Regions from separate parts of the Homo sapiens genome. Here region 1 is linked to region 2. A link is a contact called in ENCODE Hi-C data. All regions are on one chromosome and are shown on one strand. The core of a region is the stretch at or near the end of the contact, and the rest is flanking DNA. Distances in the headings are between cores, read along the strand shown. Region 1 holds the start of UVRAG-DT (UVRAG divergent transcript). Region 2 holds the start of CLPB (ClpB family mitochondrial disaggregase).

Region 1 (7,069 bases), core at 1,507-4,006, 3.4 Mb before region 2:
TATATAGGCTGCCTTCCAAGAATTCAAGGTTGACACCCCCAGAAAGATGTAAATAGCATACTCGGCACTCATATAGCATTCAGCTGTACACTTAAGCCACTATATATCCCTCGGCACCAATCCAAAAATTTCACAAACACTAACAAATGAGGCTGAAATTATTCCATCAACAGTTTGTTTGCATTAGTTTTCCCAGTGTTAAACTGTGAACTGTTATCAGAGAATAGGCTCCATGAAGTAAATGATGCTTTCTCTTTCCTAATCCCACACACTCTCGAAGCTCCCCCAAACTAAAACCTTCTTGGCCCCTGAACTCCTTAGGACTTCTCCAGGGTGTTTCTAACGGTGCTCCCTATTCCCTCTCCCAGTAACCACTCTCACACTCTACCTCCCACACATACAAAAACTCACATTAATGCTCACTCCAGAGACGTGTCTCCCTCCCTAGCCAGACTTCTACCCTCTCCCTGTATCTCACAACACAATCCAAACCCCCACTACCCTCAAACTCCCACTATTCAGAAATTCCCTGCCAACAGCATCACAAAACCAGGGCACATGGTATCTTTTCAATCCTCTTCGGTAGTAGTCACACAAAAAGCCGTTGCTACTGTAAGCTCTTCTGCCTGCCTATTCAAAGGCAACCACAGTGGTTATTATCTCCAACTCTTCTCTTCCCTTTAGCCCCCGCCTCCTTTACTGCACTCAAATCCATTTCACTTTTCAACCACTCTCTCCCCTACAACCTCTCCCTTCCTCTTTCTGAATCCTTCCTAAGTCCCACTGGTAGCTGATGGAAAGTTGGAGGGGTGTATGAAAGAACTCACTCTGTCCTGTGTAAAGGTGGTGGAGGAAGGCTGCCCAAGTCTCAAGCACGTGCATGGCTGCAGAGTCAGACACTGGATTCTGCAACCCAGCCCCACCACTTACTAACTGGAAGGCTCTGGACAAGCCTCAGTTTCCTCAACTGCCAAATGGGGGTAATAAAAACAGCTATCTCACAGAGTTGTGAAAATTCAGTGAACTAATGGCCACTGAGCCCTTTGCACAAATCCAACACGGTAAGTTCTCAGTAAATGACAGTTTCTCTAGATCCTCTTCTTGGCAGGAGGAATAAAGGGAGAGGGTGAAAGGTATTCTTTAGGTCTCTTTAATGCTAAGATTCCTGCAAAATCTCCCCTTGGGGGACAGAAGGAAGGCAACCGATATAAGGAGGGAAGTACTCTACAGATATGTGAGTGAAACAAAGAGTTTTGTCACATCTCCAAAGTCAGTGTTTCCCCCTTCTTATCTTCCTACAACGCAGAGCCAAGAAGTCCTCAAAGCCCTTCCTAAAGGATGGAGGAACACATGAATATATACATCAAATCCTCCTTCCACAGAGACTCACTGAAGGGAATGAAGAAGGAAAAAGTCCTCCTAATTATTAAGATGCGTTCCTTGGGACTCGGAGAATTAGGAAGGAAACCCCCAAGTCTTGAATACATTTCTCTAAAGAGGCCGAATACTTAATAATCAGGGGAGATTAAAGCAAATGGTAGACACCCTAAAGTCTCCTCCAGGGCTCTTGCACGAAGAGTACAAACTGGTTTCTCCGTAAGCGGGGATGGCCAGGTGGGGAAAGAAAGGAAAAGTGCTTTCACTATGGCCCGTGGGACACAGGGGGTTCCCCGGGTCCCTTCCTGGGCGGAACGAGGGAGAGGGTCTGCGCGGGGCAATCCCCGGCTCCCTGCGTTGGGGGAGGCGGCCTCGGGCCGGGGCCCCAGGGACTTGAGCTGGCTGGCTGCTTGTCCCTTAACAAGCCCATCTCCTGTAACGGGATTCTCCTAGGACTCCGGGATCTCCCGGAGGTTCGGCCATCACTGGACCCCTCCCCGCACAAACCTCCTGACAGTCTTCCTCAGTCCCGCGAGCCCTCCGGGTCCCTGCTCTGGGTGTCCCGGCTCGCGGGGTCAGCCCGGAGCCAGCAAGCTCTCCACGCGGGCCTGCCCGGGTCCCTCCCGAGTGCTGCGAGCCGCGCGGGCTTACCTGCTGAGACGGCAGCTCCACATGCAGGGCCCGCGCGGCAGAACCGGGAGGCAGAGCAGCGGCCGGGCCCGGGGGTGGCTGGGGGACGGGGCCCCCGACCGACGCGGAGGCGCTCATCTCGATCCAGGGGCCGCCAAGCGGCGGGGCGGGCACTCTTCCGGCATCCGCCGCCGCCCCCTTGCCACCACCTACCAAGCCCCTGCAGCCTAGAAACCCGCCACCCGAGAGGCACTACTGCTCAGCCCAGACAGTAGCCGCCGCCGCTGCCGCCGCTGCCGCCGTTGCCGCCGCTGGCTAAGGAAGAGCCATATTACCGCAGTGCAACCCCTCCACCCCGCTGAGACCCGGAGCGCTCATTGGCTTAGCCCTCAAGGGGGCGGGACCCAACGGCAGAAAAGGGGCGTGCTATTGGGTAGAAGGTCTGTCCATCGCTGGCATTACTGGACTTGGGGGCGGAGGGACTCAAGGATGGCCTCAATTGCGTCTGTCAAGCCGGGGTGAAACCTGGGGCGTTGCTTCTTTTTTTCCCAGTCTAATTGGTTCTTTTACTACCAACGGGCAGAGTCTCCTGGTGGAGGCGGAAGGGCCATTGCAAGAGGTCGCTGTCAATTGTCAGTAAAGGGAAAGAGGGGTGGGGTCTTGATTAGGTAGAGCGCGCTTCTGGGCTCCGGTGTCACGTGCAGGAGGCGGGAGAGTCACCTGATTAGGGAGAACCGGTCTTCTGAGCCACTTCCGCCCTCACTGGTTGCCGTGGTAACAGGCCTCCGGTGGAGGGCGGGGACCCTCGGAAGCCAGCTGGGTGGCGATCGCTTGTCTGCCTTGGCAGGCCCCTTGTGCAGTCTTTTCCCGGCGTGAGCGTGCAGGGATTGAAAAGGAATGCTTTATGGTTCAGCAGAGAGCCACCACGCAGGATGCACTGGGACCTGAGAACCGTCGGGCAGTCCCACGAGCTCTTTCATGACCAGCTCCAACCGACAAGTACACGCCCCTTCGCACTCCACTAGCTAGTAAGCTGAGCTACAAGGTGTGCCAGGCACCCAGGACGCCGATTCACCGCTTCAGGTGGGCTGTTTGTGCTGTGTCCCCAGAAAGCCTTTGCTACTTATCCATCAGTCTTAGCTGGGGCAGGAGTCCCTTCTTCCAAAAGGCTTCTCTGAGCCTCTCTGGGACCTTGAGTTAGGAATTTTGACCCTACCGTGGGTCTGGATTATTCTATTAATTTTTTTTAACAGTGCCTCATTCTTTCGCCCGGGCTGGAGTGCAGTGGCAAAATCACGGCTCATTGCAGCCTCGACCTCCTGGGCTCAAGTGATCCTCCCACCTCACCCTCCTAAGTAGCTGGGAATACAGGCACATGCCACCAGGCCCAGCTAATTTTAAAATTTTTTTGTAAAGATGGGGTTCTGGCCATATTTCCCAGACTAGTCTCAAACTCCCAGGCTCAAGCGATCCTCCAGTCTCGGGCTCCCAAAGTGTTGGGATTACAGGCATGAGCCACCAGGCCTGGCCACATTGTCTTTTAACACATGTAAGCAGCCACCCTCCTTCCCACACACACACAAAATACTGTGAATTCTTCAAGCAAAAGGACTTTGTCTGATTCATCTCTGGATCCCCAGTGCCTGACAGAGAATCAGGAAATTTTTTTTTTTTTTTTTTGCAGTGAAGGCCCAGCTCAAATGCCACCTCTTCCATGAAGACTTCCGTGATCCACAATGATAGCATCTCCAGCAATTGCTTCTATAATGAATAGCATGAGTCATTCTGCAGGATGTTGATCTTCCTTTTTTTACTCCTAGACTGAATTTTTCCACCACCTGGATGAACATAGCAGAAAGAACATAGTGTTTTAGAGTCAGACACAATAGGAATCAGGCACTTTGGAATCTTGGCTCTACCACCTTTGAGCTATGTATCCCAAGGCAAGTCACTTCCCCTCTCTCAGCTTTAAAATAGTAATAGGATTGCTGTAGGGATTAAAGTAAATCAACATATGTAAAGTGCCCACACAGGACCTGGCATATAGTAGTTGCATTTTAAATTTTTTAAACAAAATGTAAGCATACTATCTTTCCAGGGTGTTCAGAAGCCTGAAAAACACCTTGGATCTTTTCTCAGAGCTGGATCACAAAGATGTCACACTGTCTCCTGTTCTGACACACTGAGTGGTTCCTCATGGCTGGAGCCTGGGGCGTGTGGTCAGGTGTTTGTTGAGAAAGGAGTCGCTTGATCAGGTGTTTGTTGAGAAAGGAGTCACTGGGAAATCCCAAATATTATCTGATTGAACTCATGTGGTGCCAAGATCTGGGGGAATTTCACAGAAAACACATTTCTGTTTCTAAGCTGTATTAGTTTTCTGAGGCTGCCATAACACATTATCACAATTCTTGCTTGAGCCCAAGAATTTGGGACCAGCCTGGGCAACATGGCAAAACCTTGTCTCTACAAAAATACAAAAATTAGCCCAGCATGTCGTTTTCACCTATAGTCCCAGCTACTGAGGAGGCTGAGGTGGGAGGATTACCTGAGCCTGGGGAGGTTGAGGCTGCAGTGAGTCAAGATCATGCCACTGTACTCCAGCTTGGGCAACAGACTGAGACCCCATATCAAAAACAAACGAAGAGTGATCATCCAGTTACTCACTGCTGGGTCTGAGGGAAGCCCAAAGGCAGTGGGAGCCAGAGAAAATAGTTGAGAGTCAGATTTCACAGTGGAGGTGACATTGAAACAGGGTATTGAAGGGCCAATAAGAGTTCACCAAGTCAGGAGAGAGGGAGGAAAGGACATTCCAGCAGAGAGCAGGATCTATTCTTTCCACAAGCCTTTACTGAGGTTCACCTTTGCACAGGCTAGCTACTGGGTTCTGGAAATGCAGAGCTCAAGTAAACAACCCTTCTCCCACTTTTCCCAAATGCCGAAAACATTAGGAGAACTAGGACTCTCATCCCTAGGGGCATTGGGAAGAACTCAAAAGCCTGCTGCTTGCAAAGTATTCAAGATGATGTAAAGCATTTAACACACTGTCTGGGAGATAGTACATTTTTAATAAATACTAGCTGTCATTATTTTCATATGTCCTATTTCATTCTAAAAACTTTTCTTTCTTGTTTTTGAGACAGAGTCTCTCTCTGTGACTCAGGCTGGAGTGCAGTGGTGCGATCTCAGCTCACTGCTACCTCTGCCTCCCAGGTTCAAGTGATTCTCCTGCCTCAGCCTCCCAAGTAGCTGGGACTACAGGCATGCACCACCACACCCAGCTAAGTTTTTTTGTATTTTTAGTAGAGACAGGATTTCACCATGTTGGTCAGGGTGGTCTTGAACTCCTGACCTCAAATGATCCACCCACCTCAGCCTCCCAAAGTGCTGGGATTACAGGCATGAGCCACCGCGCCCGGCCCTAAAAACTCTTTTATTATTGGGATCCTATTTCATAATATGGCTGATTGTTTCAACATAAAAATATTTTAAATCACAGAATTAAATTATTATAATATTTACATAGTGCTATATATCCCCCAGAGAAACATATATCCAAGTTTAGAGAACATAGATTATAAGGTGGCCAAATGCAATGTATATGCAATGATAGAAGGGGTCCAAGGTCAAGTGGTAAGAGTGACCAACTCTTCAGGAGCTGGTGGGCAAGGTCAGAGCAGGCTTCACCAAAGTTATAAAGGATGATTGGGAGTTTAGTAGATGAACAATAGGTGTTTAGATCTGTTTGGCTCGGGAATAGCTAGTGTTTTAACAGCTAATTAGTACCATGTTGGGTATTTAAATCAAACATTCAGTTTCCAGGGCCAAAAAGCTAAGCCTACCCCAATCCATTTGCCTCCACTTCCTCCTCCCACCTCATGGGCCTGATGCATTGGGTAAACAAGAGCAAGATAGGGCAGATGGGTCTTTCAGTGTCTCAAACTGTATTGAGTTAAATCTATCCCCTTCCTTTCAACAGAGCCCTCTTTCTTCCATTCACTTACCTGTCTAGTCAAACACCCATCAGACCTTTGCCAGGTGTCCAGCCTGGGCACTACGTTTCAGAAAATGATGCACATAGAATCCCTAACTGAAAGGAGATCGCAGCTCATTTGGTACAAAGTGGTAAGTACAATAATCGAGATGATGTATAAAGTACAGTGGAAGCACTAAGAGAAAGGTGCTAACTGTCACGTGTTGTCCAGGAAGGCTTCCTAGGAGAGGAGAGTATTCTATGCAGGAGGAACAGCATGAGCAAAGGCACAGGGGTAGAGGAAGTGACAGCAGCAGAGTCTAACATGGCTGAAACAAAGGCTGCATGGGAGAGCAACAGGCAAAAAGATTGGAAGAGGAAGCTAGGGCCGGGTGAGAAGAACCTGACTACCAGGCCGAAGAACATGAGTTTCATCGTGGGCAACAGAAAGCACTTAGAAAGATGGCTCAGGCAGCCTTGGGGGAGGGGTAGCTTTGAAGGGGCAGGACTAGAAGAGTGAGACGCTTGCAGAAAGCAGGTGAGAATTGTAAAAGAAAAAGGCCATTCCCCAAAGAAACTGCACATACCCAAGAACCCTGAAAGGCAGGTGCCTAGACAGCATTTTCCCTTCTCCTTTCCCAACTCGGCAAGGTCATTTTCTCAAAAAAGGCTTCCCAGGTCTGAACGAACTGCTACTTCCTCTGGGCTCCTACAGCAGCTGTCTGACCTCTCTTCAGTATGTGTAACTGTGTGCCTAGTCATATATTGAGCAGTCTACATTTGTCCCTCCCACTCTGCTGTGAACCTCTGCTTTTGATTTCTCTGAGTCCCCAGCATCCCAACACAGAAGACAGGCTCCATAGCGTCATTGAGCAAATGGCTGAATGAATGAAGTCAATGAATGAATGGACAAATACTTGAGTAAGTGAATGTTTGGATCACATGGGGGCCTCCATTCCTCCCGACTAGACACAGCCCCCAGAGAGGGGAAATGAGCTTGCTAAGGTCACACAAAGTTTGTAGCAAAGCTAAGACAAAGAGTTGGGCCTTTTGTCCCCAAGACCAATGCTCTTTCCTCAGTTCCAGTGGTTT
Region 2 (7,433 bases), core at 4,843-7,342:
TAGTATCATCTATGGATCTTGCCTGAAATGTTTATTTTTATTTATGTTTTTAGAGACAGGGTCTTGCTCTGTCACCCAGGCTGGAGCACTGTGGTGCGATGAAGGCTTGCTGCAGCCTTGACCTCCTCGCCTCAAGCAATCCTTCCGCCTCGGCCTCCCAAGTAGCTGGGACAACAGGTGTGTGCCACCCTGCTCTGCTAATTTTTTTATTTTATATTTTTGTATAGACAGGGTCTCACTTTGTCGCCCAGGCTGGTCTCAAACTCCTGGCCTCGAGTGATCCTCCTACTGCCTTGGCCTCACAAAGTGCTGGGATTACAGGCATTAGTCACTACATGAGTCACTGTGCCCAGCCTGAAATTTGTATTACTCCAGTGTCTGCCTAGTGGTAATTCTCTATTTCTCTCTTTCTTCTACATTTATTGATTGAACTTCCACTGTAAGAAAGAGCTGCCTCGGGCCAGGCGTGGTGGTTCACGCCTATAATCCCAGCACTTTGGGAGGCCGAGGCGGGCAGATGACAAGGTCAGGAGATCGAGACCATCCTGGCTAACACAGTGAAACCCCGTCTCTACTAAAAATACAACAAAAAAAAAAATTAGCCGGGCATGGTGGCGGGCGCCTGTAGTCCCAGCTGGAGGCTGAGGCAGGAGAATGGTGTGAACCCGGGAGGCAGAGCTTTCAGTGAGCCGAGATCGCGCCACTGCACTCCAGCCTGGGCAACAGAGCGAGACTCCGTCTCAAAAAAAAAGAAAGAAAGAAAGCTGCCTCTTCCCTCATTCCTCCCCTATTTATCTATTTATTTATTTGATTATTTATATCATATTTGTTTTACTCTGTGGATCAAAACCCCATATGGTCATTACTTTTCAGTTAAATTGTTCCTACTTAGGTCATTATGAACTCCTTCACACTGGCTCCTGTGTTCTTTTCACAAGCCTGCATCTGGTTTTGAGCCTTTCCTAACTTCCTGGCACATACGATGTTGTTGACTCATTTTGGATTTTCTCTGCCCAGTCCTGAAAACAACCATTCTCCAAGGGTAACTGGTTTCTGGGTTATTGGAGAATGCTGTTTATGTCTGGGTGTTAGGTGTGTTCAATTTTTAGGGTGTAATTGCTTCTAGACCCTCCCAGAGGCTAGGTAATATATGTAATACACGAACCCATACATACTTACATATTTATATTTCTGTATTGATCTGTCTGTATCTATTTTTAAAAACCATGAGTTTTACAGCTGGGCATGGTGGCTCTAACCTGTAATCCTAGCACTTTGGGAGGCTGAGACAGGCAGATCATTTGAGGTCAGGAGTTTGTGACCAGCCTGGCCAACGTGGCAAAACCATATGGTCAATAACCAATTGAGACCAATCAGGCTGGTTCGAGACCAGTCTGGCCAACATGGCGAAACCCTGTCTCTACTAAAAATACAAAAGTTAGCTGGGCGGTGGTACATTGCTGTAATCCCAGCTACTCAGGAGGCTGAGGCAGGAGAATCACTTGAACCTGGGAGACGGAGGCTGCAGTGACCAAGATCGCGCCACTGCATTCCAGCCTGGATGACAGAGCAAGACTCCGTCTCAAAAATAAATAAAGTAAAAATAAAATTAAAGCCATGAGTTTATGCTGATACATCTGATTCCAATTCAATACCACAAGGTTCATTTTAGCTTTCTTTTTTTCCCTATTTATAACTTCTTTCTCCAACAGTGAAAAGCCCAGCTACTATCTATTTACTTATTTGTTTAAAAATGTGTGTGTGTGTTGTTGTTTTGTTTTCTTTTTCTGGAAAAGTTTTTCTCAGAAACCTATAGAATGTGTAGCACCAAATGGCCTCCAACTCCATGCCAGAGGCAGCTGACCACAGCAACTGCATTGATTCTTCACTTTCTGTCTCCTCCTAAACCCCATTCAGATATCCCCCAGTCACCTTCCTACAAACTAAAACTGGAGTTCTCTCTCTCCCAACCCAACAGTTAGAAGCTTAGGGCCAAGGTGGGGTCATTGGAACCTGATATAAATTTTTGCTTTCTGAGCAGACCAAAAGGAAGCCATCCTGCGTTGAAAATCTGTTAAAATGTGACCTAAGAGTTTTTTGTGTGTTTGTTTGTTTTTTGAGACGGAGTCGCCCCGTCGCCCAGGCTGGAGTGCAATGGCGCGATCTTGGCTCACTGCAACCTCCGCCTCCTGGGTTCAAGTAATTCTCCTGCCTCAGCCTCCTGAGTAGCTGGGATTACAGGCGTGTGCCACCACGCCCAGCTAATTTTTTGGATCTTTAGTAGAGACGGGGTTTCACCATGTTAGCCAGGCTGGTCTCGAACTCCTGACCTCAAATGATCCTTCCAACTCGGCCTCCCAAAGTGCTGGGATTATAGGCATTAGCCACTGTGCCTGGCCCTGGATTGGTTATTGACCATACAGAATTCACTCTGAGTCCCAGCTGATTCTAATGGGTGGGGTTTTTTTGTTTGTTTTAATTTTAGTTTATTTTTCTTTTTTTTGGAGACAGGGTCTCACTCTGTTGCCTAGACTGAAGTGCAGTAGTGTGGGGATCCTCCTGCCACAGCCTCCTGAGTAGCTAGAACTACAGGTGTACACCCCCATGCCTGGCTAATTTTTTATTTTTTGCAGAGACTGTGATCTCACCATGTTGCCCAGGCTGGTCTCAAACTCCTGCCCCAAGTGTTGGGATTACAGGCACGTGAGCAAGCACACACGACCCTAATGGGTGTTTCCATACTTCCTCACTACATCCCCCACTCAGAGATTGATAATTTAAGCTTTTCAGTATCCCTACCAAATACTGATAGTAATTAAACCCTTCCTTGAACCCCTCGCAGATGGTATCTGTGAAAATAAAATAAGAAAATCAATGGGGAAGTGCTTTGAAAATTATGCATTGCTAAGTAAACTGAAGGGCCCTGGGATGTGTCTGCAGTGAGAGGGTTTGAACTCTGCATCTGGTAATGGGAGCTTTCGGAGACTGCTCTTCCTGCTGTGACCACCCTAAGTTGGGAGACAGAAATGTTTCAAGAATACAGGGAAGGTGAAGTTGCTATAGTGAATGGGGTGGTTAACAAAATAATATGTGCTGAAAATCTCTCAAAACAGAAAGGTCAAAATGCTTTCATTATTGAGTGCTTTAAAAATGATTTAAAAATAGTTATTCAAGGCTGGGCACGGTGGCTCACGCCTGTAATCCCAGCACTCTGGGAGGCCAAGGCAGGTGGATCATCTGAGGTTGGGAGTTTGAGACCAGCCTGACCAACATGTAAAACCCCGTCTCTACTAAAAATACAAAAAAAATTAGCCAGGTGTGGTGACACATGCCTGTAATCCTAGCTACTCGGGAGGCTGAGGCAAGAAAAGCGCTTGAACCTGGGAGGCGGAGGTTGCGGTGAGTCAAGATCGCGCCATTGCACTCCAGCCTGGGCAACAAGAGCAAAACTCCATCTCAAAAAAAAAAAAAAGTTATTAAAGCCAGGCGCAGTGGCTCACGCCTGTAATCCCAGCACTTTAGGAGGCTGAGGCAGGAGGACTGCTTGAGCCCAGGAGTTCAGACCAGCTTGGGCATCATAGCGAGACCTAGTCTCTACCCAAATAATAATAATAATAATAATAACAAAAAATTAGCTAGGTGTAGTGGTGCCAGCTGTGGTCCCAGCTACTCAGGAGGCTGAGGTGGTGGGATGATCCCTTGAGCCCAGGAGGTTTCAGGTTGCAGTAACAACTGTACTCCAGCCTGTGTAACAGAGCGTGACCCTGTCTCAAAAAAAACCAAAAAAGTCGCTCATTCATTCCTGTCTTACTAACGGATGTGGAAATGAGAAGTTCCATCTTTGCCTGGAGGAAGTGTAGAATACACAGAGCAGAGAATATACAATGATAGCTACCATTTCTTGAAGACCTACTGTGAGCCAGGGACAGTGTTAGGGGCTTTCTACATATTATCTTATTTAATACAAGCAATCATCTTGAAGGCAGGAATTGATATCTTCAACAATGAGTAATTAACTACCAGAGAGGTAAAGGGAGTTTGTCCAAGGTCACCCATATAAATGCAAGAGTCAAAATTAAAATCCACGTCTGCCTGAATGCCAAAGCTCAAGTACTCTCCAACACTAATAAGGTGAGAGTAATCCATTCACTGAAAAAAATATTTGAGTGCCTCAGGCCGGGCGCGGTGGCTCACACCTGTAATCCCAGCACTTTAGGAGGCCGAGGCAGGTGGATCACGAGGTCAGGAGATCGAGACCATCCTGACTAATACAGTGAAACCCCGTCTCTACTAAAAATACAAAAAAATTAGCCGAGCATGGTGGCGGGAGCCTGTAGTCCCAGCTACTCGGGAGGCTGAGGCAGAAGAATGGCGTGAACACAGGAGGCTGAGCTTGCAGTGAGCTGAGATCGTGCCACTGCACTGCAGCCTGGGCGACAGAGCAAGACTCTGCTTCAATAAATAAATAAATACATAAAAATAAAAAAACTGAGTGCCTCTTTTGTTCCAGACATTGTTCTGAGTGCTAGTGATATAAAAGTGAAAAAACAAAGTCCTTGTCTCATGGGGCTCATGCTGTAGTGGAGAAAGACAATAAAAATGTAGTATGTCAGATGGTGATAAATGCTGTGAAGGAAAATTAGGATGGGGTGCGTAGGATTACTATTTTAACCAGAATGGTCAGGGAAGACTCTGATCATGTGAAGTCTGAGCAGACGTACAAGACTTGGAAGAAACAGAACTGGCACAAAGAAGAACTTCCTCCTTTGCCTACCTATGGGTTCAGTTTGGAAAAGAGGGGGCGGGATGGGAGTGCAGGTGTTAATGGAAACTATATGCTCAAAATCAGAAGACCTGAGCATTACTTTACTCCAGGTGATTTACTGGCAAATCTTTTCACCTTTGAGCCTCAATTCCCTTCACTGTAGACGGGAATAACAGTTCTTGCCCAGCTTCTCACACACAGCTGCCATGAGGATCAGATGAGATGACCCACTTGAAAGCCCTTTAAAAATAACACAATCAGGGCCAGGCGCAGTGGCTCACGCCAGTAATCCCAGTACTTAGGGAGGCTGAGGCAGGTGGGTCGCTTGAGGTCAGGAGTTGGAGACCAGCCTGGCCAACATGGTGAAACCCCGTCTCTACTACTAAAAATACAAAAATTAGCCAAGCGTGGTGGTGCGTGCCTGTAATCCCAGCTACTCGGTAGGCTGAGGTGGGAGAATCGCTTGGACCAGGGAGACGGAGGTTGCAGTGAGCCGAGATGGCGCCACTGCACTCCAGTTTGGGCGGCAGAGTGAGATTCTGTCTCAAAAAAAAAAAAAAAAAAAAGACCGGAAGTCAACTCTTCAAATAAAATGTATTCCTATCTCAGGTGCAGTAGTTACCCTAAACATCTTTTTGAAAGGCCGCCCAGGCTGAAAAAAGAGATAGGCTAAACTAAATAAGCATAAGTTTCATAATATGCCTCTGCTGAAGATTCTTGGGTAATTTACACCAGTCAAAAATTGTGGGCCGGGCGCGGTGGCTCACGCTTGTAACCCCAGCATTTTGGGAGGCCGAGGCGGGCGGATCGCCTGAGGTCAGGAGTTAGAGACCAGCCTGGCCAACGTGGTGAAACCCCGTTTCCACTAAAAATACAAAAATTAGCTGGGCATGGTGGCGGGCGCCTGTAATCCCAGCTACTCGGGAGACTGAGGTAGGAGAATTGCTTGAACACAGGAGACGAAGGTTGCAGTGAGCCGAGATCGCGCCACGGCACTCCGGCCTGTGAGACAGAGCGAGACTCCGTCTCAAAAAAAAAAAAAAAAAAAAAGTGTGTCGTGTGCTTCAACTAAACTAGGAAAGAAGTCTTGGGATTCTAATCTTTAACTCTAATCGCCACGCCCCTTCACCCGAACTCTATTTCCCAATATGCCCCGGGCTTCTATAATCCCGCAGTCATTGTGACGCAATCCCACAGCCTTCTGGGAAACGTAGTTTATTTATTCTCCAGCTGGGGAAAGGCTTAGGGCTGTGGACTACCTCTCCCGTGAGGTAGTGCGCAACTCCACCCTGTTCGCGGCGTCTTCGAACGCGCCGCGGCAGCCATGTTGGACGTGGTCAGCACAGGGGCCGGCACCACGGGGTTATCGAAGCAGCTGTCAAGATGCTGGGGTCCCTGGTGTTGAGGAGAAAAGCACTGGCGCCACGGCTACTCCTCCGGCTGCTCAGGTCCCCAACGCTCCGGGGCCATGGAGGTGCTTCCGGCCGGAATGTGACTACTGGGAGTCTCGGGGAGCCGCAGTGGCTGAGGGTAGCCACCGGGGGGCGCCCTGGAACATCGCCGGCCTTGTTCTCCGGACGTGGGGCAGCCACCGGGGGGCGCCAGGGAGGACGCTTCGATACCAAATGCCTCGCGGCTGCCACTTGGGGACGCCTTCCTGGTCCCGAAGAAACACTCCCAGGACAGGACAGCTGGAACGGGGTCCCCAGCAGGGCCGGACTGGGCATGTGCGCCCTGGCCGCAGCGCTGGTGGTTCATTGCTACAGCAAGAGTCCGTCCAACAAGGGTGATTATGAGATCTGGGTTTGAGGAAGGGAGAGGCGGGAAGATTGTCCTAACTTCGTATCTTAGGAGGGTGGGAGGTACTTATAGGTTTAGATCCTTAGAGCCTAAGTCTTGGAGGGACTCAGACATCATCTGGTTACAGGGGCAGGGTGTTGCCCTAGAGACCTCATCACCTCGGAGTTGTATAATCTCGTACCATAGATCCGCTTCCCCTCTCTGGGCATCATTTTATCCATCTGTACAATGGGGATATTGGACTAAACATCTAATATTATAGCATGGTCCCCTTATGTTTCTCATATTCTGCCTGGTCCAATTCCTCTTTCCTGAGATCTCCAGGAAACGGAAATTATGGGGTGTTTTAAGGGCAACCGCCAGATGGTTTAGAGAAGTTGCCAAACCGCTCCCCCCTACCCCCCGCCACCAAAGGTGCCAGAGTCAGGAACAACCTGACTCGGTTCTAATGCCAGCTTGACCTCAATTTATTTATTTATTTATTTATTTATTTATTTATTTATTTATTTATTTATTTCTGAGATGGAGTCTTGCTCTGTCGCCAAGCTGGAGTGCAGTGGCGCAATCTCGGCCCACTGCAACCTCCGCCTCCCGGGTTCAAGCTATTCTCCTGCCTTAGCCTCCCAAGTAGCTGGGACTACAGGTGCGGGCCACCACACCCAGCTAATTTTTGTATTTTTAGTTGTTGGTCAGGATGGTCTCGATCTCTTGACCTCCTGATCCACCCGCCTTGGCCTCCCAAAGTACTGGGATTACAGGCGTGAGCCACCGCGTCTGACCAATTTCTTTATTTATATAGTGAAGGATAGTTTCCCAACATTTTTACAGTACTGTTATTTTGACTCTTTTTGGAGTTCAGCGGCCTGAG

The links. A loop is a pair of places that touch in the nucleus more often than their neighbours do. Pooled maps may share reads with other maps.
Region 1: a map of CD4-positive, alpha-beta T cell shows a loop between it and region 2 (6-fold over the local background). The contact joins the promoter of UVRAG-DT here to the promoter of CLPB in region 2. A Hi-C loop is called at or near these places in 2 of 168 maps with a recorded cell type or tissue (CD4-positive, alpha-beta T cell and naive thymus-derived CD4-positive, alpha-beta T cell) and 8 of 50 pooled maps.

The regions. Positions count from the first base shown.
Region 1 is chr11:75,810,484-75,817,552 of GRCh38, reverse strand. It overlaps UVRAG-DT (UVRAG divergent transcript), which reads left to right and starts at 2,756. Exons shown (of 2, transcript NR_144531.1): 1 at 2,756-3,090; 2 at 3,692-4,039. It overlaps UVRAG (UV radiation resistance associated), which reads right to left and starts at 2,343. Exons shown (of 15, transcript NM_003369.4): 1 at 2,029-2,343. The coding sequence starts at 2,145. RefSeq lists a silencer at 2,020-2,219 and enhancers at 2,515-2,809, 2,680-3,109, 3,033-4,232, 6,842-6,891.
Region 2 is chr11:72,433,190-72,440,622 of GRCh38, reverse strand. It overlaps CLPB (ClpB family mitochondrial disaggregase), which reads left to right and starts at 6,092. Exons shown (of 16, transcript NM_001258392.3): 1 at 6,092-6,551. The coding sequence starts at 6,149. RefSeq lists a silencer at 3,680-3,729 and enhancers at 5,141-5,947, 6,011-6,470.